Regions from separate parts of the Homo sapiens genome. Here region 1 is linked to region 2. A link is a loop called in an ENCODE intact Hi-C map of the cell type or tissue named here. Cell type or tissue: psoas muscle. All regions are shown on one strand. Links, peaks and the distances in the headings refer to the core of each region. The heading gives the core; the rest is flanking DNA. Region 1 has its middle 72 kb from the start of KY. Region 2 holds the start of KY (kyphoscoliosis peptidase).

Evidence for each region. Peaks named below come from ENCODE experiments on the same cell type or tissue, not always from the same donor. Only the 100,000 strongest peaks of a DNase experiment are listed, where the experiment ranks them.
Region 1: a loop joins it to region 2, with 2.9 times the contacts of the local background. A loop is called at or near these places in 3 of 110 quality-filtered maps.

The regions. Positions count from the first base shown.
Region 1 is chr3:134,716,790-134,729,311 of GRCh38, reverse strand. It overlaps a transcript of CEP63 not described here. Among named protein-coding and RNA genes, the nearest start is that of KY, 72 kb to the right of the region's middle. In psoas muscle, for the core only: no CTCF peak of the experiment used is centred there; DNase peaks (open chromatin) are centred at 3,021 and 6,271; H3K27ac peaks cover 1,108 bases.
Region 2 is chr3:134,641,821-134,654,342 of GRCh38, reverse strand. KY (kyphoscoliosis peptidase) reads left to right here and starts at 3,321. Exons shown (of 11, transcript NM_178554.6): 1 at 3,321-3,518; 2 at 6,846-6,908; 3 at 10,965-11,027. The coding sequence starts at 3,383. It also overlaps a transcript of CEP63 not described here. RefSeq lists enhancers at 9,550-10,214, 10,472-11,313. In psoas muscle, for the core only: CTCF peaks have their summits at 3,088 and 3,287; DNase peaks (open chromatin) are centred at 2,542, 3,202, 6,222 and 9,252; H3K4me3 peaks cover 2,528 bases; H3K27ac peaks cover 5,034 bases.

The DNA.
Region 1 (12,522 bases), core at 2,856-10,855, 74 kb before region 2:
ATTTTTAATTGCTTATTTTACATAAACAATACACAAGAACTTAATAAAAGGGATTACCCCTGGTGTGAGGATGGGAGTTGTTGCTAGCAAAATGTAGTGGTTTAGGGCAGGTCTGGAAATTAGATTTTTCACTATATACCATTTTGTATCGTTTTGATTTTAGAACCATGTGAATATAAAAGTCATTAATTATAAAAATTAAAAGTTGAACATTTTTAAAAATTAAAAATAAACCCTACCACAAAATGTTGTAAGATAAATGAGACTGTGTGTAGCGTGTTTTTATTATATGTGTGCATGTGTGTGTGCCTGTGTGTTTGTGTGTCTGTGTGTAGTACCCAGAAATGTACATGGAATATAATAAGCATTCATTAAATGTAGCATTCTTCTCTTTTATATAGTCTTTTTTCTAGCTATAAAATTAAATCTTTTGACGAGAGAAAATTCTGCAAGTTAAAGGAAAGTTTCAGGAAAAAAGAATAACCTATTATTTCAGCACTCCAAGATAAATCTGTTAATATTTTGTATATTGCTTATCAATCTTTATATTTTATGTAATAATGTTTACATAAGGCATCATATAAAATTTTTTATCCCGTGTTTACCTTAAAGCAAAAGCATCCTTTGCAACTTCTGTTTTTAACACCTGCAGTATACTCCATCGTATAAATGACCTTTGTCACCTGTCCACTGCCCTGCCAGCTCCTTGAGGATAGGGGCTATGTCTTATTCATCTTTGTGTCCCCTGTATCTGGTATGTAAAGAGATCTTGATCAGTGACTGTTTAATAAATGCACAAATTAATTATCTGAAAATTATCTAAGTAGCTTCTGATTGTTGAGCATTTGGGTGATATCCTATTGCTTTTAGTCCTCTAAATAATGCTAGCACAGTCATTCCTATACGTAAATCACAAATTACTAAGCATATCTTTACTTGTTTCCATAGGTGAAATTTCTAGAAGTGAAATTACTGGCTCGATGGTTAGGAAAAAAATCTAAAGTTGTTGAAATCACATTTCCAATTTGCCTTCCAAAAAGTTGTCCCAGTATGCACTCTCAGCAGCTGATTAGGGCAGGCTGGGCACTGACGCTCACTGAAATTAAGAACTCTTACTACTTTAACTTTTGCTCATCACATGGGAAAGGAAAGTGCATCCAACTGCCATCATTTAAATTTAATTTTTTAGTGAGGTTAAACATGTTTTCAAATTTTATTAGACACAGTTTTTTTCTTTTTTGCTAGTTGTTTGCTCCTATACTTTGTCCATCTATCTACTAGGGCCTTCATGTTTTCTTCTATACCTTATAGTTTTAAATTTTGAATCTCTCTGTTTTTCTTTCACTTTATATAAGTTACCTAATTGTCTCCAGGGGATTTTTTAGATCTGTAGGGAAGATTTACAGCATAGAAAATTTCCAACAGACCCCAAAGTAGAAAAAATAGTACAACAAACCCCCATATTCCCATCACCCAACTTCAATAATTCTAAACACTTTGGCAATCTTGTTTAATCTGTTTATCTGTTTCTTCCCTAACACATGCATATAGACATTTTCTGTTTCACCCAGAGTATTTTAGGCAAATCCTAGACATCATAGCATTTTACCCATAAATATCCAAGGAATTTTTAAGCTACCGTATGAATATTTCTATTTAAGAAGTCTATAGATTGACTTCACAACAAGGAGTTTATTTATAACATTTGAGAATCCTGCCCTCTGTCATGCCTCCACATTTAATTGATTCTTTTTTCATACAAAATGTGGCCTTTATCCTTCTTCAGCCCACTTGCACGTACTCCGTGGTTATTGGTAAAATTTCACAGCCATGCTGTCAGGACAAATGAATAACCAAGGCCTTGTCAAAGTCACCCAGATCTGGATGAAAAGGGAATCATCAATCTGTGTTTGCCAAGCACATAAACAACTAGTCTCCCAGGCTGGTGTTTTTGCTAACTGATCACCCACTTTAATCAAACTTATAATTCAATTGCACTAACACTATTAAATCTTAATTCATCTTCATTAAATAACAGTTCACATTGAGAGAGAAAAATTCTCCTCCTCTCCCTATTAAATGGGGACTTCTTTGCCATCCTGGGAGCAGTGAAACTTGTTGCCCTCCCCTTTGCAGACTGGGCTTGGTGTTCTAAGCAGAACTCCAAGATGGTGGCAATATTTTTATTTCCTCTATTGGAACCATTTACACAATTTCAAATCTCAGTGGCAATCAGAATCTAAGCAGGCTGCCTCAAATGTGAAGACTATGGGAGGGCAGCATGAAGAAAGAGGAGAAATGGGACAGGGGACAGGGAGGGAGAGAGAGATCATGAGGAAGACATGTCTGCAAGATATTTTTTAAAAGTAGCTTTTAAAAAATAAGTGCTTGCAAAGACATAACTGCAGCCAGGCTGGAACAGGAGAAGGCCATGCTAGCCCCGTGCTCCGGCCGGCAGTTCCCTGTGCTAATCCCAGTGAGAGCAACAGGAGCCGCAGGAATCTGAGCTGCCTGCCTGACTTCAGCATCTGGCTCTGAAGGCTGGGGCTGTGGATCAGGGGAAATTATGTCGTGTGGGTGAAGAAATACCTGCTTGTCAAAGCCCAGGACCAGCCATGGCCGGGATCCCAAGACTTCTTCAGAAAAGCCTAAATGCCCTTTATTGACCAGTACTTGCATTCAGATCAAGCTTCTGCTCTGCACTAGCCCCTAGCATCTCCTGGGCTGATGTGTTATGCTGCAAGGAGGGAGAGAGAGAAGGAGGAAGGTAGCCCAGCCTTCCTATATCTGGGTACATTCTTGCTCTGTGTGTGTGTGTGTGTGTGTGTGTGTGTGTGTGTGTGTGTGTGTGTCTGTCTGTGTGCCTGTGTCCAGCTTCAGGAGCTGGAAGTTACAGAGCACCTCATTCAAAGTAAAGCCTACTGTCAAGTGGTAAACAAGGAGGATTCTGGGGGATTAAAATGTCAAGCCCGACCCAAAGCCGGGCCTTTACTAATGTGCACAGTGGCCTGGTGGCGCCCAGAAAGGTTTTGAAAGGCCTGAGGCCGGCACGAGGTGTGTGAAACCAGAGCTCTGCCTTTCCGTGGAAAAAGCCAGGGGAGAACAAGAAGGAGACAGATTCTCTCGCCATGGAACGTGTTTAAAGAAGAATCTTTTGAATTAAAATAGATGCACTCCCGAAATAATCTTGTTTTGAAACATCAGAAATCTTAGGAAGAGGAAAAAGGCTATCAATACACTTACCCTTTGAATCTGTTATGGCCCTTGCTATTTATAATATATTTTTCCTCCATGTAGCTTAAAATAATCAACAAACATTATCACATTAACTCTTGCAACCCCCATGTCCTTCCACAGACTCCCGTCCTTCAGGGCCACAGAGGACACCATCCTGGCTCTAGTGGCTGTGGCCTCTGCTGCCCTCGCTCCTCTGAGCCCCCTGACCTGCCAGGGCCTGTGAGCACATCTTGGCCACCACTGTTCAGGGTCTTTCCTTGTCTGCACTAACGCCAGGTAGCAGAAAGCCTGCTGGAAGGAGACACTGGAGCACCAAACCAACAAGACCCTAACAACTCTGAGGCCTGTCTCTGCTGCAGAACTTTCTTACTGTAAGCAATAAAGTTCTGGTGCTTACAAGTCAGTTAATTTTCACCAAGTAACTTAGAGCAGAGTAATCTGAAGAGAGGGTGCACAATGGCAGCCCACACAATATGTATGTAATAACTTTTCAAACTCAGGAGAATGCACATAAAAATCCATATTGTTAGCTTGTTTTGGAAAAGTAAAAACCTGGCAACTTAGGACTGGTGCTCCCACATATCAGCTCTTGTTGGGGGTTGGGTGGCCCTGCCCCTTCGGTGGGGAGCAGGGCTTTTCAAGAGACACGTGAGTTCCTGAGTGGCCACAGCACTCATATGTATTTGGGGTGTAACTTCTGTCAGGCAGGGGCAGAAGAAAATTTCCTGGGCTCTGAAACCTATACAATTTGGGGAGCACATTTAAAAAAAAATACAAAATTGTATCCCAAATTAGGTGCAAAATGAATATTTATTTAGAATGACAAAAGAAATTATAGACGATTACAAATTTGATGACAAATATCAATGACAATTATAAATCACAGAATGATGACAAATTCGTATAGGTTGCAAAATTCAGAAAAATTATATATTTTAAAAAAATTTCATTGCCTGACATGCCTCTATAATGCTTTTTTTCTTACAGGTTTTGGTTGCATACTCTTTGATTAATGTTTCCATATGAAAATGATTTGGTAGTATTTTAGATATTATTTAGAGAGTAGATAGAAATTAATTATTTCCTCCAGGTCAGCTGGTTGCCTTATTTTCAATTATTGAGAGTTTAGAAAAGCTTTTTTTAAAACCTTGCCTCTCATTATTGGTAACATCATGTGCATTTAGGGATTGTTGTCAAATTTAGGAGAACTTTTATCAAGTTTTTTCATATATGAGCTATTGCAGTTGTATTTGTGCTTTGGAAACTGCAATAGGCCTTTGGAAACTGCATAGCATCCTACTCAATTCTATTTTACATTATTCCCTTCAAAAATGAAAAAAGGACTTATAGTACAAATATGATTTTATGTTCTGCCTTATTTAATATGTTCCTCTATAAATGAACTTCTGTTTTGACTAGGCATTCATGGGAGCTGAAGCTATCACTTACGATTTTATATGCCTAATAGCCAGAAGATAATCCCACAGAACGCTGCAGGTTCTGTACATTTCAAGGCTTGTTTTTACTGCATTACCCACCTACTTCTGGAGCTGGGTGCCAATGGGCACATTCATGTCACGATGCTGAGAGAGTTTGCAGAGTGGGCAGTGAGAATATTTTTGGAAGCCATTTCTATACCAACATGGCCAGCAATGACTTATCCTTGAGAGTGATGCAAACCACAGAAATATATCCCACTAAACCTAAACTAAATACATCCCAACTCAAACCCCCTTAGCAGATACCAGAAAAGCCTTTGGCCATTCTAATGCCACCTGACAGAAAGAGAAGTTTGACAGAGCAGAAGAGAGAACGGACAGTGACACTGGGGTCTTCCAGTTGTATTTAAAACTTCTTACCTTTACAAATTCAGTAAGAAATGTAGAATCACATAGGCACATCTAAGGTCCCTCCCATGGTCTTGACAGTGGCCTGTGAGTGAGGGGCGTGAATTTGAAGTTTCACTCGCATCCCAGGGAATCAGCCTCTGCTGGTGGATAATAGCAATCTCACCCCACTCCCTTCTTGAATGGAAAATAAAGAGTTGGAAAAACCTGTAGAGATACTGGATTTTCATGTCACCCACAGCACTTAGGATCTAAGCCGTAGCCCTGTGTGAGCACTCTGCTGCAGTTGTGGTGGTGGTTGTCAATTATTGTAGTGACTTCATTCTCCAAAATACTCTTCTAGAGTTTTGTTAAAATCTGCGTCTTGTGGAGGAAATGCATCTTATATACTGTCATTGTCCACCAGATATGCCCCACACCCAGAAAAATGGCAGAGGACCACTGTGCTGGTGGGAGGCCTTTATATTACAGATAGAGAGAGGTGAGAGCTGCTCCAAGATTGCTGGGCCAGGATTAGACACCTCCTAAGCCATCCTTACCCCAAAGCTCTTCCCACTAGTTCAGAGCAGAGTCTCACCTTTAAGGTGGTTCCATCGCTCCTTCTCATACCCACTGAAATCCCACATGCACAGCTTTCAAATGGGTCTTTCCTAGTATATTGGTCAGCTATTGCTCTAATAAAGTTGTGTAACCCATTAGTCCAAAGCTCTTTGGCTTGAAACAATTACAATTTACTTTCAGGGATCCATGGGTGAACTACATAGGCTAGTATTGTGCTGCAGAATCGTGGACCTAGTTTGGTTACACGTATTTCTTATCCTTCTTTGTACCAGAGGACTAGAAGTATGTTCTTCTCAGGGTGATGGCAGGGGTACAAGACAGTAAACAGAAACAGGTGAAATCTCTTAAGGCTTAGGGCTTGGAACTAGCACGCTATGGCTGTCATCCACATGCCACTAGTCAAAGCAAATCATATGGCCAATTTCAAAGTCAAGGGTGAAACATACACTCCACTCATAAGGAGACTATGCCAAGGGTGTGGACACAGGGAGGGGTGAAAAATTAGGGCCAATAATTCATTCTACCATACCTCTGAAGAAGAACAGATGACAGATGAGTGAAGCCAGCAGCCATAAGGATGAGGTAACTGGAAGTGCCACAGACAACACAGCTTTAGCAGGGCATTTGGCAAGGGCAAATGTGGACAGCCGAGTGGACTTATTGCTAAACTGCTGTGCCCAAAGAACATTGACTAATAGATAGTTGTCCATCTGGAAAAGGCTTGCAGTGGCATGCTATCAGCTTTTGCTCTGCTCCACTGTTTTTATCCACATCTTGGATGTAGGCATTGGAATCATCTTTTATTGAATTTGCAGAGATACACAGCTGAGCAGCATGACTAGTGCCCTGATAACAATATCAAAATTCAAATTGGTATCAACAGGCTGAATATATGGGCCTAAAACCACCAGAGTGAATAAATAAAGAAAGGAGCTAACATTTATTGAATACCTGCTACCTACCAGGCACACATTTTTTTAAATCACTAGAACACTTTGAAGCAGATGTTATTGTTCTCTTTTCTCAGATTACATAAAAATGACATCCTAGAAAAAGAATAACAAACTACATCCTAATCAAGCAGAATAAAGCAAATAAAAATTAGAATGGAAATGAATGAAAGAAAGGATAGAAAAACAATATGAAAATCAACAAAACCAAAGCTGGCTCTTTAATAAGATCAACCAAATTGACAAACCTTTAGTAAGACTGATCAAGAAAAAAAGGGAGAAGATTCAAGTTATTAAATCGGGAATGAAAGAGAAGACATCACTACCAACTTACAGAAGTAAAAGGGATTATAGGAGAATACTATACTGTATATATACAGTATAGGAGAATACTGTACTGTATATATACAGTATAGGAGAATACTGTACTGTATATATACAGTATAGGAGAATACTGTATGCCAACAAATTAGATAACTTGGATGAAATGAACAAATTTCTAGAAAGATGCACATCTCCAAGACTGACTTGGGAAGATATAGAAAATCTGAATAGACCTATAACAAGTAAAGACATCAAATATGTAATATTAACACTTCCCAAAAAGAACAGCCCAAGCCCAGAGGGATTCACTGGTGAATTCTATTAAATATTCCAAAAGGAATTAATACAAAATTCTTTACAAACTCTTAAAACTTAGAAGAGACGGAAACACTTTCCAACTCATTCTATGAAGCCAATGTTACCTTAATGCCAAAACCAGACAAAGATATCACAAGGAAAAGAGAAACTTGTAGAACAAGATCTCTTATAAATATAGATGCAAAACCCTCAACAAAATACTAACAAACTAAATCCAGCAATATTTTAAAAGAATGATATACTATGCACAAGTGGGATTTGTCCTGCAAATGGAGATTAGTTTAACATACAAAAATCAACTAATATATGACATCACATTAATAAAATAAAGGACAGAAAGCATCAGATTATTTCAATAAATGCATAAAAGGCATTTGACAAAAATCAATATTATTTCATAATGAAAGCACTCAACAAACTAGAAACATAAGGGAATTTCCTCAATCCGATTAAGGAAATTTATTTCTTTTTAAATCCACAGCTAGCATCATACCACATGGTGAAAGCCTGAAAACATTCCCTCAAAGATCAGGAACAAGTTAAGGATGTCTGTTCTCATCACTTCTATTTAACATGTACTGGAGGCTCCAGTAAGGGCCACTAGGTAAGAGAAAGAAAAAAAGGCATCAAGATTAGAAAGGAGGAAGTAAAATCTGCTGGTAGATTACATCATCCTGTACACAGGAATCCTAAGAAATCTACTAAAACACAACTGGAACTAATAAACGAGTTCAGCAATGTGGCAGAATACAAGGTCAATATATTACAATCAACTGTATTTTATACCAGTAATAAACACTCCAAAATCAGAATTTTTTTTAAAAAAGCTGTTTACAATAGCACCAAAAAGAATAAATACTTAGGTATACATTTAACAAAAGAAATGCAAGACTTTTATGATTTGTATGCTGACAACTACAAAGTATTGGTGAAAAAATTAAGGAAGAGCTAAATAAGTGGAAAGACATACCATGCTAATAGTTTGGAAGACTTAATATTATTCAGATGGCAATACTCCCCAAATTAACCTACAGATTCAATGCAATACCTATCAAAATCCCAACTTCCCTTTTTTGCATAAATGAGAGCTAAATTCATGTGGAAATTTTAGAGACGCAAAATAGCCAAAACAATCTTGAAAAAGGAAAACAAAGTTGGAAGACTCACACTTCCTGATTTCAGTAGTTACTACGATGTACAGTAATCGATACTGTGTGGTACTGGCATAAGGACAAACAGATTGATCAATGAAATAAAATTGAGAGTCCAGAAATAAACTCTTATATTTATGGTCAATCAATTTTTGACAAGAGTGCCAAGACCATCAATGGGGAAAGAATAACCTCTTTTACAAATGGTGCTGGGAAAACTGGATTTCCATATGCAAAAGAGTGAAGTTGGACCCTACCTCACACCACATACAAAAATTAACTCAAAATGGATCAATGGATCAAATGGATCACTTAAATCATAAAAGCACTTAAACCATAAAACTCTCAGAGGAAAACACAGTGGTGAATCTTTATTATCTAAGGCTTGCCCTGAATTGTTTATGTATGACACCAAAAGCACAAGCAGCAAAGGAAAAAACAGATAAATTAGACTTTGTCAAAATTAAAACCTTTTGTGCTTCAAAGGACATCATTAAGAAAGTGAAAAGACAAACCAAATAATAGGAGAAAATATTTGCAAATCAGATATTTTAAATAGAACTTGTATCTACAATAAATAATACATTCTTATAACTCAATATTAAAAAGAAAAGTAACCTATTTTTTAATGGGAAAAAAGTTCGAATAGACATTTCTCCAAATAGTATGTATAATGACCAACAGGAATGTGAAAAGATGCTCAACATCATTGGTTATTAGAGAAATGCAAATCAAAACCACAATGAGATACCACTTTATGCCCACTAAGAAGATATAATTAAAAGACAGACAATTGTGTTTGTAAAGAATTGAAGAAATTGGAACCCTCATACATTGCTGGTTGGAATGTAAAATGGTGCAGCCACTTTGGAAAACTGTTTGTTCCTCAAAACGATAAATGTAGGGTTACCATACAACCCATCTATTCTACTCCTAGGTATATACCCAAGACAAATGAAAACATATATCCTTAAAAACTCTTATGCATACATGTTCATAGAGCATTATTTATAATAAGTGAAAAGTAGGAACAACCCAAATGTTCATTCGTTGATGAGTTGATAGACAAAATGTGATACATCTATGCAATGAAATATTATTTGCCAGTAAGAAGGAAATGAAGTATTGACACATACTACAACATGATGAATCTTGAAAGCATTATACTAAATAAGTCAGGCATAAAAGATCACATACCTTATGATTCCATTTCTATGAAATGTCCAGACAGATATATACATAGAGACAGAAGGTAGATTAATGATTGTTTAAGGCTGGGATAGGGTTAGGAGAGAAATGCAAATTGACTGCTACTAGGTACAGAATTTTTATTAAGGAGGAGAAAAAATACCTAAAATTAGATTGTGGTGATGATGTCACAACCATGTGCACATACTAAAAAACATTAAGTTGTATACTTAGATGGGTGAATTATGTGCCACAAGACATACCTCAATAAAACTCTTTAAAAAATAAACTTTCTACATGGGTGAGAAAATAATCTATATCCTAGGAAAGTGCTTCTTATAGTTTAATGTCCACACAGATCACCTGGGGATTGTGTTAAAATGCAGATTCTAATTCATAGGTTTAAGATGGAGCTTAAGATTCTGCATTTCTGGGCTGGGTATGGTGGCTCACACCTGTAATCCTAGCACTTTGGGAGGCCAAGGCAGAAGGATCCCTTGAGCCCAGGAGTTCAAGACCAGCCTGGGCAACATAGAGAGACCCTGTCTCTATTTTAAAAAGAAAAAAAAAAAGATGCTGCATTTCTAACAAGCTGCTTGATGAAAACAAGTCCTTGTACCACACCTTGAAGAGCAAGGCCCTATGGTAGTTTAGCAGCTTTCTCAGGGTTGCACAGTTAGTGAATGAAGAAAGCCTGGATTCAAATTCATGTGGCCACAGAATTCATACCTAGTGGTTAAGTGAAGGACAGAGTAGCCCTGGCTTCTCTACAACTGTTACGAAAAACAGAGGTTTTATATAACCATAACCTCAATATATCAAAAGTTCACCACAGCCGCTGAAACTATGAATGGAATCTTGGAATCTTAAACTGAATTACTAGAGTGTCCATCCCAGCGAGGAAAGTGTAGCCTTGTGCACTCCAGTCTGATCAAATCCGCTTTGGAATCCAAGGCTCAGATGTGGGAGCCACAATTAAGAGGGGAATTGGAAGGAGAAGCCATGGTTTGTCTAGAAGAAGGTAACCTGCATGGTGAGGAGACTGGAAATCTTATCATAAGGTAAATAGATCAAAATCTAATGATTGGTGAGTTTAAAATGAAGAAGTGAAAATTCAGGCAAGCAAGAATGTCTTTAAACAAAGACTTCCTTTAAAAGAGAATGTGGATGTTTTCTGTCTAACCCACAGGGCAGAACAAAAATTGAACGGGTTAGGTTGTAGAGAAGTCACTCCAATAAATAAAAAAGCAATAAAATTATAATAATTTAAAGCTTCCTGATAATTCAGGACTCAGAAATCAAACACAAATAGATTTAAGCCAGATGGAAAGTTTATTTGCTCACTTAACATGAAAGTCCAGAGAAAGATTTTAAGCACTTCATCTTTCTATACTGTTTTTCTCTATGTTGGCTTCATTATTAGGCATTTTCTTCTTCAGTGGTGGCAAGAGGGCCACTGGCAGCACCAGGCTTAGATTCTACCTACTTTAATAACCAGGAGAATGAATGTGTCTCCTTCCCAAGGGTGCCATCAAAACTCCCAAAACTGATTTTCATTGGACAGCTTGGGTTACATGCCCATTCTAGAACCAATCATACAAACATGGTGTGAAACATGATGATTTACCAGACTTGGATTTAACAGACCCTCCACTAAGGCTGGGAGGTGGGATCAGCCCTGCCCAAACCACAAAGACTGAGACTGGAGGAGGGGTGATTCTCCAAAGAAAAAGTAACCTGGGTGCTCATTCCAGAATAGAAACTTGTCAGTAAAGCCAACAGATTTACACAGTCTGTAAATTAAAGAGGTTCCTTTAGGAGGGAAGGAAGAGTGGGCTCCCATCACCAAAGACATCCAAGCAGAGGCTGAATGACCACCATCAGTTCTGCCCAGCAAGGTGCGGTGAAAGAGAGTCAAATCTTAGATCATCTTGCTTCTAAGGACAGTGATTCTCTATTGTCTCTATGGTCTTCATTCTTGCTCTCAGGCAATTTCTTCTGCCTCAAAAATGCCTTTTGTCATAAAGAAACCTCCTAATTCATATTGCATAGAATTTTTCAGGCCCTAAGTGGAAACAGACATATTTTATTTTGTTTTTCCCTCTTGAATCAGCCTTGTGGCCTAAATGTACACACACTATGTTACTGGCCTCTATGTCTTTGCCCTCGTTAAAGACACACTCTCCTGGGAGACATTAGAATGAGGCTCCAACACAGCATTATCAACTCTTCTACACTACTCTAGTAAATTACCACTTATTTGAGACAAGGTGTTTCGTTTTGCAAAAAGATAAGATCACCCAAGCTAACTTAAGAAAGTGGTGTGTGTGTGTGAGTGTGAGTGTACACATGCACACGTGTGGATGGGTGGAGCAGGGTAACACTACCCAGTTATGCAGTGTTTGAGGAGTTTGATGCAGAAATCACTGCCAACCTCAAAGAAACTGAAAACTAACTGAGTTTCCACAGTCAGGATGGCCATGGAACTTTAGCAATAGGAGTTTAAACAGCCTCATCCAGTGCTCTGCCATTATTCACCTGCCTCAGCCATTGTTCACGTGTTCGAATCTCCACACTCAGTATCAACTGACCTGCCTTTCACTGTACCATTCCCATGTCCTGAAAGAAGCATCTCATTGGACCAGCTCCTGTGTTGCTCCAGACAATAGGCCAGACCTAGTCTAAGCCTCTGCCTTTTTTCCAAATATCCATGGTCAAAAGGGGAGGCATGACACCTGGCACAGATTTGGCAGCCAGGTTGCCCTTCAGTAAGTTTATGCTCAGCACCTTTGGAAGGTGGTGCTCACCTAACCAGCAGCCTGAGTTTGTCATGTGCATCCGTCCTTTTGTACTTGAGTGTTGCAGCGAAGATTTGAGCGTCCTGCCTAGCATTCTCCCTGTAAGTAACTAACCAACTGAAAGGGTGTAAAGTAATTGACCATCAGA
Region 2 (12,522 bases), core at 2,247-10,246:
GACTGATGGTCCCAGCAAAACTACCATTTCTGAGGGAAAACAGTGGGGGTCAAAACACACTCCTCTCTGGTGACAGCTTCAACTGCCAGGAGCAAGCCCTGCCCCTGGTGAACCCTCCTTATCTCCAAGACAGCAGAACCAACTCAGGGCCCAGAACCATTCAGACAACTGACAAATCTCACCTTCTAGCAGAGGAGTATCGGATGCAGGGCTGCTGACAGCTGGATGTGTCTAAGTGTTGAATTTGACAAAGGTGACAATACAACTATTTTGACTGTCCTTTGTCTTTCTGTATCCTGGAATTCCCACTCATTTTGATTAAAATAAAGTTTTGCTCAAGAATGGAGAAAGCCCCTGGTTTGTCAGCTACTAAGACAAGGATGCAGATTAATTATTTAGGTCGGAATACAGAGAGCCTTGCATCTTTTTTATTCAAGATGGTAGCAGGATGGAGGGGCTAGTATGGTGTGTTTGGGGTGTAGAGGACATGGTTTCTGTTGAAGCATGTGTGGGTTTGGTAGGGAAAAAGGAAGAGATGGGTCTGGAGATTTGCAGGCTGAGCGTTCTGTTATTTGTCCCGTTGATTGTGTGAGCAGCTGGAGGGAGGATTTGAGCAGAAGGGATACAGCCTCTACTTGAATGATATCCCAGCCACCTCAGTGTTCTCTTGTCTCTCCTTCCCCTTTCCTGATACATCCAAATGCCTTCAGCCACATCACCTTCCCCATGGTGTCTCCCTCTCAGCCCAAGAATGGATAGTGGGGAAGAGGGGAAGCAGCTAAGTCAACCCAGGCCAAGGATGGGAATAGAGTTGGCATTAAGAAGAGCATCTCATCTATGCTCCTGGCAGGCCCCAGAAGCTAGGCTGTTGGACTGATGGCCATGGGTAAACCTCTGAGAAGAGGGTCTAGGTGTCAGGCACCATCAGGATCCAGGGGCAGCAGCATCTCCCAGAGCAGTCGAGGTGACTCCAATTTCAGGAGTTTGCTCCAAAGCGGTGTTCACACTGCAATTCTTTCCAAAGGAAACATTGGTCAATGTCTGGAGACATTCTAAGTTCTCACAATAGGGAAGTGAATGTGATTGGCATCTAATGCGTAGAGGCCAGGGATGCTGCTAGACATCCCACAGTGTACAGGAAAGCCCCACCAAAGAGAATTATCTGGCTCAAAATGTCAATAGCGCCAAGGATGAGAGGCCCTGCTCCGAAGCTGTCTTCAGACATAGCAGAGAGACAGGAGGCCTCCACACCATTTCCCCAGACCCCTGGCAGCACATTCCCAGGTCAGAATATCCTTCTCCAGAGGCAGTTCTGGGAGGGGGCACCAGAGTTTGCGAGTTCCTAGCAATGACACTTTCCAGCAGGAGAGCAAGGGTTGGGAGATGGGAATGCAAGTGTAAGGAAAGGGGACTTCAGCTCCCCCCACCATCACCAACACTCAGACCCATCCGGCAACCAAGGGTGCTGTACACAGGCTTCTAGTTGATTTCAGCACTTCAGACAACCTGACACTTGAAGGAGTTAGACAACACTGACTGGCCCAGGGTAGTTGGGGGGACTCTGGGACCTGAGATCTGCCTCAGCAATCTCCAACACCCCAAGAGCTTTGCATAATGCATAGTTCTTACTTCCCCAGCCACATAGAGAGTAAGTGTTAGCCAGCCTCCCAGGTGTGCGCGCGCGCGTGTGTGTGTGTGTGTGTGTACCTGCACACATACAGACAGGACAAGACTCACTTTAGCAGAAGGAAACCTGCCTTGGAAGTCAGCCATCTCCACTTGCCTGTCTATGGCCTCAGCTCTCTAGGGACTCCAGTTCAACATTACTGGAAGCCAACAACCTCTCCTTCCATCAGATGCCCAGTGGGTGAGTCAGGGGGTGGGGTGGTGGGGGGGGGCGCTGGTAATGCAATAAGACAACAGCCTTTACACGGAACCAAACTCTGAGCCACTGTTATTGGAGGAAGACCTTCAGAATCTCAGAGTGTGGCTGTGACATCTCTCCTGCTTCTCTGCTCCATCAGTCACTTGTCACTCCATCTTTCCCTTTCCTCACCCTTAAAATGAAGTAAGAATGACAGCTACCATATGAAGACCACTTTCTATACACCAGGCGCCTTACATTCATGCCATTCTCACAACAGCCATGTGAGAAATTTTTATCAACCCAGTGATAAGGGTGAGAAGGTGGAGGGAAAATGGCTGGTCCAAGGTCACACAGCCAGGAAGTGATGGAGCTGGTACTGGAATGCAGTCTGTGTGACACAGGCTGCTCCAAGGAGGATCTGGGAACTCTCAGGACCATGCTACAAGGTGGGGTCCATACACTCCAATGCGGGGAGGGCTCCCAGAGCAAAGGCCTCCATGTGGGGGTGCATTTATTAACAGTAGAAACTCGAATTAGGGGAACGCCCCCAGCAGGGTGGGCCCGTAGTGCCCAGGGGTACCAGGCAGAAGCCTATGTAAACACTCCTGAGACCTACAGCCAAACCCCTGCTGCTGTTGGCTGGGCAGGCCAGGCCGGGCTAAAAATAGAAGGCTTCTCAGGTCCAGCTCCCTGTGCCCCAGCCTCCTCCTCTCCCCCTCCCTCCTTCCCCACAGGGCAGGAGCCAGGCTTCTAGAACGAACCGAGACTTTAAGACTTTCGTTTCAGATCAAAGAGGATCGTTAGCTTGATACTCAATGGGCATGTTCCAAGTTCTACAGGGGCCGTAACTGGGGGGAGCTCCTGACTCCAACACCCCACCCAACTCCCTCCTAGGGAGAGAGAGCTGTCAACCTCCAAAACCAACCCAGGGAAGGAGTGAGGTCGAGGCCAAAACTTGGACAATCTCTGCACATCTTGCAATTCAATCTGGAGCCCCTTTGCTGTCTTTCCTTTTCCTGAATCTACTCTCAATGTTGACAGCACTGTGCGATTTCTGTATTTGCCAGGGGCTTCTCGTGGGAGGTCGGCTCCAGCCCTCTCGAGAACCCTCCGGAGACCGTGGGGATGAGGCAGCGCTCAGCCAGAGAAGCCCTGGAGCCCAGGACCAGCGCTTCAAGTGCACCGGGCGGGAGGCAGGGGCGCAGGGAGGGAGGCTCTGGACCGGCCGCCCCTGCTGACTATGGCCCCGGTGCAGGTCAAGGCTTGGGCCCGGGGATTTCCTTTCAAAGGTGACTTAGAGCCGCTTCATTAGGGTAGCGCCCTCCCAGGCGGGCCCTAATGGCGTGTTTGGCAGAGTCAGCGAAAAGCAGCGCCCTGCGGCTCCAGCGGCGGGGGAGCGCCCTCTTCCGCGCCCTCGCCCTCTCCCGTGTGGGGCAGCTGCGCGCACGGGGCCATTTGCAGCGCAAGCAGCCTAGCGTGCGGCCGCGGCGCCCAGGTCGGAAAGGAGGCGGCATCATGGAGCTGAAGAAGGACATCAACGCTGTATCTATCGACATGCTGCTGATCGTGCACTCGGAGAAGCGGCGCGCCGCACAGGGTACGCTCTCAGACCAGCAGGCGAACCCGAGCTCGCTGCTGCAGCGCGGAGGAGGTAACGCGCGCCCGACCCGGGTCCCCGGGTCCCCCGGCACCTTGGCCTCCTTGCCACAAGGGCCTGCCCGCCGGGGGGCGCCCATTGCTCCCCCGAACGAGGTCAGCGAACCCGACCCTCTCCCCCATGGCTGCCGTCGCTTCCCCGCAGTGGCACCGGCGTCCCGTGGCAACGCGCAGTCCCGTGGCAACGCGCAGCCCCGTGATTGCCCCAGTTTCACTCCCTGTGCAGGCCTGTGGGTGCTTCCGTCACCCCTGGGAGTCTTTTTCCTCCCAGCCACTCCCTAACGGGTGTAGAGCAAGATTGGAAGATACCCTGGAGGAAGGCGGCCAGAGCCTCAGGGCTGACTCATGGGTAGCAGAGGCCTGCTCCCCCCCACAGCACACTGCAGGGCACAGGGGACGCTGGGAAACCTTTGGGCTGAGTCAGACTTTTAGATGGGGAGCTCCCTGTGTGGCCTTGCACAATTTACAGCCTCAGTTTCTCCTTTCTTGAGACTTTCTCCCAGCCTCCTATAGATGGAAGGCATGAAAGGCGTAAAAGGAACGCAGGTTTGGATAGGGTAAGATTTGAAACCTGCTGTCTCCACTTGAACTTATCCATCAATTTTACTTGTCCTACACACTTTCTGGGTAAATTTGTAAGTTGTAGATTGGTAAAATAAAGTGACTGTTTATAGAGTGATTGTGGAAAGCAGGATCCGGGCCTCTCTGTTCTCCAGACGACAGAACACAATGTGAATGGAGTACAGAGGGATGATAATGGAGGTTAAATAAGCCCCTGAAAAGCCAGAGAACCTCAGGGTCCTGGATGGCAAGCTGTCTCCGAGGCTGGTGTGAGGATGCACTAGGCGGACTGCGGGCCAGTTCTTTAGGAGTTAGGCCTGACAGCCCATGCAGGAGAATGACTTCTGCCTCTCTCCTCCCCTCCAGCTCTGGAGCTCCTTGGAATTCCTGCTGCTGCTCTGCCCTTGGTTCTTCTGTCCCCAGAGCCTCTGTGCTCATTGAACATCCACCTTCCACCTGCCTTGCTTAAGTAATGCTGCTGTGGATGGCCTTGCCACTACCAGCCACATAGGCTGGAGCTGCCTCCAGAGCCCTGGGAACCTCTTGGGAAGGCAGGCAGGGGAAAGAAACAGAATCTAGAGGGCTGAGTATGTTGACAGGCGCTCTAGTCTCAGGGCTGATTCCTGACTGAAGCAGGAGTTGTTTGGATTCGTTGGCTCTTTAGTTATCAGACCTACTCTTGGGAGAAGGGGAAATGGCCTGCCCAGGGTATTTGTAGTTAGAAAGTCAACAGAGGGCATCAACTTCTTGATAGAAATGAGACTGCTCTGAATACATGTACCACAGTCCAGAATGCCTTCTCCAGTGTGTGGCGAGGCCTAGTTCCAGGTCAGCCCACGAGTCCCCTACTCCCAATCCTCTCTGATCACATCACTTCTAAAGGCTCTGACACTAGAAAGGGCAAAGAATGCAGAGAAGCCCAGGAAACACCAGGCATCAGGACTGCCCTGAGAGGTGCCCAACACCTAGCACAAACTCGCCATGGCTCCAGACTCATGTATGCACACTAGTGACTATGACAGAGAAAAAAAGACCCCTAATGGCTGGGCCCTTTCTGCTGAACTTTTTCTCCAAATATTTTTCTGATGGCCGTTTCTCACCGATGCTATGAATGACAGTGTAGAGATCTGTGTCACTTATTCACAACCAGAGCAGAGAAGAGGAAAAGTGCATGGCTTTTGATGCCTGGTGGGCAGAGATGATATTCAGGAGACCCCAGGCAAAGCCAGCCTGCAGACCCTTTCCTCGAAAAACAGCCTAAGGGAGGAAAATGCCCAATAAGACCAGCTTGTTCCAAAGCCTCCCATGGGTGCAAGATATAAAACAAACTCTTGCTCACTTCCAGGTATCTCCTCCTTTCTCCTCCACACTCCAGATCCTCCACTGGAGAGTGGATCTTCCTTGGTTATATAAAAGAGGGCCTAGGCTCCATGTCAGAAAAGATCAAAGCTCAATTATTGTTGCAATGCAGAGGATGGAGTAATCCGTAACGAGTGGCCCTTCTGCTGGAAGGGCCTTCTGCTGGAAGTGGCCCTTCTGCTGGAAGAAAAGAGTCAGGGGGACAAGAAGGCAAGGAGAGTGTGGACAGGCTAGGTCACTAGGAATTTGGGCTGCAGAGCCAGCAGATGTTCTCTCCCATTTCTGTAAGGCCCTAGCAGCCTCCCAGTCATTTCCCTAGAACAGTGCTTCTCCAAAACGTGCCTGAAAGCCCTCAACTCCTATCAGAAAGTAGAGTGCATATACTCCTGCAGCAGTAGAGGATATAGCCTATAGCTGCCTGGGGCAAGACCCAATGAGCTTTGAAGTCTTAGGTCTTATCCCAAAAGTCTATGTGGTTTGTGTATTCTACTCCATAGGTGTGTCATGAGGGTTCCAAGTGGTAAGTCACTGGCACTGGCTATGGGGGGCTCTGCAGAAAAGAAGGGTGTTAAGAAGAGAGTGGCGGCCCCTGAGTGGTTGAGAGGGCTGGAGAATAAGACTCAAGGCTGAGCTTCCAGGAACAGTACCGTAAGCAGCACCAACGAGCTGGTCTAGTGAGGAAACCTCCTCGGCCACCAAGGAGCACTGAATACTCCTTCCGCGCCAGGATCTCAATTTTATTGCAGCAGCTCCCGCTGCCAGAACGTATCCCCATGCTGTGCCAGGAACTCGACCTTGCGGCTACCACTTGCAGCCGCAGCCAGAGCGAGAGCTTTCCTTCCCTTCCCTGTTGCATCACCAGGTCCCAAGGCAGAGTGAAACACAGGTACATCAGATTGGCCATGGCTAGGCCATACGTGTTTACCCTCTAGCTGCAAGGGAGGCCAAGAGAACTGGCAACTGTCATTTTCCATTCCCATTGGGATTGACGGTCTTAGCCCACTCCCCCCACTCTATATCAAGACTCTAAAAGTGGGTGATTCACCACATACAGAAATAGGCAGGCAATGTGGATAGCAAATGACTTCTAAAATAATGCTTTCATATGTATGCAGTGGAGAGGTGGAAGTGGAAAATGGGCATCTGTACTACAAAAATTCTCCCTAAATGACCCTGATAACCAACCCTGCTGCCCTTGAAAACTGTTTTAACAGTTTTTAAATGTTTTGAATTTTGAGAGTTGCATTCATTCCCTCAAGGGCATCTTATTCATGGGTAGCCTCTCTCAGATTCCAAGAGAGCCAAGATCCACCTGCTCTACCATAACCTAGATAAGTCTGCAACTGGTACATCACTCTTTTGCCCTGAGTCTCCCACCTCAGAGAAGCTTGTTATTTTGCAGGATTCCAAGGTGTTGGAAATGGAGTCCGAAGATGGCAGAAATTAGAAGGAAATGACTTTCACGGTAAATTCTCTTTTTCCTTTCAACCTATAGGATTTAATACATTGAATAATAACTGGAAGAATTGGGTTTCACTCATTTGAAGACTAGCCCTAGACATCTAACCACTGAACGGAAAGTGGCTGCTCCTGACCCAGCCAGGCCTCTAAGGGCCACTGTGACTGTGGGAAGTGTTCCCTGGAGTCAGGTCCCCTGCTCTCCTGGAGGCTGTGGCTGAAGAGCAGTGCCAGGAACTTGAGCACCCATTTGTTTGCTGGCTGAGCCGTAGGGGAGGACTTAACATCCCTTGGGATGGTGAGGTTTGAGTGTGCTCCTATGAGAGGCAGCCATCTATCTTTTGAAAATGTTTCCCAACAGAGAGGATAGTCGTCTGCCTTGGGACAGTATGACTTGAAGCCTGAGAAGATGCCACTCAAGGGTTCTATAGCTCCCTGCTGGCCTGGGACCCAAAATACAATAAGAAGTCAGCTTCCAAAGCCTCTTTTTTCCAGTGCCAGGCATCTGCCACCCCAGGCCCAGGATCTCTGTGGTAACACTAAGGGGCCAAGTATAATGGGCTTTATTCTATTCCCTTTAGGGTTCATTAGCCCAGCCTCCAGGGACAAACATCAGGGACACTGCACAGTGGGCACGTGAAGGTTCTAATAGAGACCAAACCTCTACTCCCAGAGCCCCAGTAGAGAACTCCATCAGCCCGCAGCTATGTGAGCCCTAGGATCAGATGACTGGCTTATCAAATGCCAGTGTAAAGGAACCACCCTCCATGACACAAATGGGGAAATAGGATTGCAGATGAATAGGACTAAACTGCTATGTTCTACCATCCTTCTGACAATAATGAAAGGGAAAGATGAAGTTCTAAAAGTGAATTCATTCACTCATTCTGTTCACAAATGCCTATAGTGCTTACTTTGTGCCAGGCATGATTCTAAATATTGGAAATGAAACAGGGAAAAAGACAGCCAAGAACACTGCCCTCAGGGGAGCTACATTAAAATGATTGGAATTATAATGCACTGCAGGGGAGTCTCAACACCCTGGAGTTGAAGAGTCTTCCTGTGTCCCCTGCCTTTGGTAAGAGTCCTCAAGACACACTCCCCATCCCCACCCCACCACTGCCAGGGAGCCACCCTGACAGGCATGCATGGGTGCAATGGCTTCCCTGTAATCTTGCTACAGGGGCCATCAGCTGGTAGACATGCCAGCTTTAGCTCTACTGAAGTAGACGCCAAAGCTAACAAAACTCTGCTATGGGTTATTGAGAATTTTAATAAGAATCAGACCCCCAGAGACCTGTTAGCCACAGAAATGGCCATGCAGGGCATGGAAGGTATGCATGCTAAGCCCATGTGTGAGCTGGTGAGTGGGCAAGCAAGCCACAGGTGGAAACAAAGAAGCACAGCATCCTTGTTGGTTGCAGCTGTCTCATACCTTGCCTGAGTTGTCTGACACTCATCTTAGGGCTTCTCAGGCATGTTATTACATCAGGAGAGGATTGAAATACACTGAATTCATTCTATTTTTACCATCTTCCGGGTTTCTGATTTGGGAGAAGTTTAGTGGAAAAATATCACAAAACACAAAGTGACACATTGACTATTACAAGACCATTATAAGACTCTTGTAAAAGACATGAAGTGGGTCTTAGCACTATGTGTCAGCTGATAGAAGATGACTAAAATAGTTCTTGCAAAACCACCATGAGAACTGGAAGTTTCAGGTAAATGCAGGGCTGGACAGAGGCTCCACAGAGGCCCTGAGCCCAGAAAAAATGACGCTTCTACCACTCCATCAACATGTGTAAAGCGAAATTTCATTTATTTTTCAAATGGTACGTTTGCATGCATGCAGAAATTAAAATTAGTTTCTTTCTGTGTTTTCTGATGTCGAGATTCTGAGTGCAGGTATTGAAGCTGACCTTTTCTCATACCTGCCTTACTGGTGCCCAAGGCACCCAGCCCTGGTAACCAGCAGGCCGCCCAGCCCTGGTAACTGGATGGCTTCCATCTTAGAAGGAAGTGGCTGATGGCATGTGCTGGTGGAGTGCACACAGATGCTGCTGAGCATGGGGTGGATCCAGAAGGGCACATTTTCCCCCTCTTGCTACCCCGTGCACTGCTTGGGCTGGAACACTGGCAGGGTGTTGAGACTAGAGAGCTCCAAACTTTTCGAAGCAGCAGGTGTTTGGGCCCAGCCGCCTCCTCACCCTCCTACCCCACCCCAATAGCTTGCCCAGCAACGGGCTTCCCCTGCTGTGATTGGCTACTTTCCTTGGTCCTGGACAAAGTCTGCCTAGTAGCACAGGGACAGACGCCCCACAGCTAAAGGGAAACCAATTGTGCAGCCTTGACTATAAATACCCCACAGCAGCTATGCCAGCCAATCACCCTCCTTGAGGATTCCCTTCCCGGATCTTGTTTCCTCCCTCAGCCAGCCGAGGCACTGCCAGCTGTGCCTGCAGAAGGCGGTCCTGGCCTCCCTTTCCTCGCCTGATCTGGGGCTCCAGCCCCGCATGCCACATCACCCTGTATTGGAATACACAGTGGACCTAGCCCTTGGCTGACTAGTGTGGGGCTCAGGGACCTAGCTGGGCCTGTTCATAGGAGAAGGCTGGAGGAGGCAGGCTTTCCAGGGCAGGACTCTGTCAGGTGGATCACAAATCCAGCCTGGCTCAGTACCTCACCCCCCACCTTGATTGGCTTCTGCATGGGCCCAGGCACGGGAACCACTGAGCGGCTGATCTGCACAAGAAGAATCATCTAAATGCACCTGTTCAGGCCAATGCCCCAGAGGCATACTTGTTTCCAGACTAAGGCACTGGTCCCATTGGTCACTTCCAGTGACAAGCCCACTGCAAGCCAGCAGGAAGCTATAGAGAGAAGATGGCAGGCCAGAGTGGTAGTGGTGGGGGAACCTCCAGCTGCCACCATCCTCCCCTTGCCCAGCCTTCCCCCCACCCCTCTGAAGCAGAGGTTCAAGGGCAGCTTCAGTAACAGCAGGCCACAGCAGCAGCTGTAAAGAAGGGAGGAAAGGTCATGCTTCCCCTGGGAGGGCAAGTAAGCCTGTGAGCTCCCGCTTCTTGGCCTATGGCAGGAACTAGGCATCACTCCATGGCAGCCTGACCCCACTAGGCTCTGAGGACAACTCTGTGTCCCAGGGACAGAAATATCCCTGCATGTGGAGAGAACGTGTGTAGCGTGCATGCCCTGCAAATGTTTGTGAAACAGAACCAAACTACACATCATCCCGTCTCCTAGGCTGGGGTAGGAGGCAGGCTGGCCCCCTGTTCTTCTCATTAAGAAGCAGGAGGCTCGGCCGGGCGCGGTGGCTCACGCCTATAATCCCAGCACTTTGGGAGGCTGAGGCGGGTGAATCACAAGGTCAGGAGATCGAGACCATCCTGGCTAACATGGTGAAACCCCGTCTCTACTAAAAATACAAAAAATTAGCCAGTGTGGTGGCGGGCACCTGTAGTCCCAGCTGCTCCGGAGGTGGAGGCAGGAGAATGGCACGAACCCAGGAGGCGGAGCTTGCAGTGAGCAGAGATCGCGCCACTGCACTTCACCCTGGGTGACAGAGCGAGACTCCGTCTCAAAAAAAAAAAAAAAGAAGCAGGAGACTCAACTGGGAGTCAGAAGACCTGAGGTTCAAGTCCCAGGTCAGAACCTCCCAGCCTGCTCCACAGAAATGTGTGAAGATCAATGAGGCATCTGTGTATGCAGTGCTTTTGAAACTGTGCCTGGTGACACCAAAGTTGGGAGTTATGGCTACAAAGACCATGGAAGACTGGTAGCCTGTTCCAGAAGAAACCCAGCCTGTGCTGGCACCTGCTAAGAGGCACAAGGGGTGTGTGCACAGGGGCTTCCAGGCATTTGTCTCCATGCACAGTGTCGTGCTGGTTTGCACATGTGCACACTGTGAGGGTGTGCACACATTTAGGCCTGGGGATGTGCTTGGCCCCCGCCAGCCCACCTTTCCCGCAAACACATACAGCTCTTTGCTCTGCCTGGGGAAAATTCCCCAGTGGTCACTGCAGGCCTCTCTGTCTTCCTTAAATAGAAAACTTGGTGGAGAAGCAGCACCCTCAGCAGCCCCAGGTCATCACTTCCTACAACAGCCAAGGTAAGTGATTCGCCGCTAGCCGTGACCTCCCCTGCAGAGGTGTGCCCAGACCTGATGCTCTGGCCAGCGACAGCCCAGGATGTGGAGCTCAGACTATGGGGAGCAGGGTCCTCTCTGCTCCCATGGGTGTTGGAAAACCCTTTTCCTCTCCCTGCGTCTCATGGGAAGCAGCAAGAGGCTGCACAGTCTCAGTCTTCCCCTCACCATGAGATCAAGAAATAAAGCCCATGGGCCTCAGAGCACGCTGCTGTCATCATCATCACTATTACTGTCATCACTATTCAACATTCAACATTTGTTGAATGCTAACTATGTGCCAGACACCCTGCCAAGCCACTTATGCACTTATTCTCATGTAAATTAAGCTTCACAGCAACCCTGTTTGACAGGTACTCCTCTTTACCATCCTCAAATTACAGATGAGTAAACTGAGGCTTGGAAAGGCTGTCATGTGTTCAAGATCACATGGCCAGCAAGAGTCAGAGCTGGGCAGTCTGAGCCCCAGCAAGGCCTCAGCTGTTAACCTTCACACATCTCTGCTTCCTCATCTCCCCTGGAAACCAGCCTCCCTCCCTCTGGCTCATGGCATCCAAGCCCTCCCTTGTCCTGACCAATAGCAGTTCTTCGGCCTCTCCTGCTGAGACTGAGCCTTCCCAGGGCATCCCACCCAGTGAGTTTGCCACAGCAAGGCAGAGTGAGAGGCACCTTCATTGGGAGTCCTCACTTTTTGGGGACAGGCTCTGGGGACTCGGGGAAGGCAGGCAAGGGCATCACTGACTACAGTTGACTGGATCTGAGCACACGACAAGATAGAGACAGGAGGGCCCCACAGCAATGGTGACAGGAGGCCAGGTTAGAGACTCTCACGCCCACCTTGGTTAACTGCTGTGCATTAAATACTGGGCCCTGGTGTCTGAGTATTCTCACAGGCTCAGCCATAAGAGTTCATCACGCTTGCTCTGAGAGTTGATGTCCTAACCTATAAGGAAATTATCTGATCAAATTCAGAGGCAGTGATTTCCCCCATGCCCCATATGAAACAGGAGGACTCTGGAGGCCCCGGAGGATTGGAGCCTCTCAGGGAATTGCTCTCTGAAATACAGGTGGACAAGCTTCTCTATAGAAAGGCGCTGGCAGGTAGTGATGAAAGGCCAGCCAACTGGGATTACCAGCATGGGGGAGCTGGCTCTCCTCACAGTACAGGCCAGTGTCCCTTTAAGCCAGAATTCCTGAGAATGCAGCTCTATGACAGCCTTAGAGACCTCTGTGGGCCCAGCAGGACCTGCCACCAGCCCTGAGAACTACAAGGACAAGCCCATGCTCTGTCCTGTTGCTTCTCTAAAATGAACTCAACTGCACATGGCTCAACACAAAAAAAAGGACTCAGAGATATCTGGCTATAATGAGAGTGGATTAGCACCACTTACCTCACTTAGTGAAGAAGACAGACAAAGGCCCCTGTCCTTGTGGAGCTGACATCCTAGTGAGGAGACAC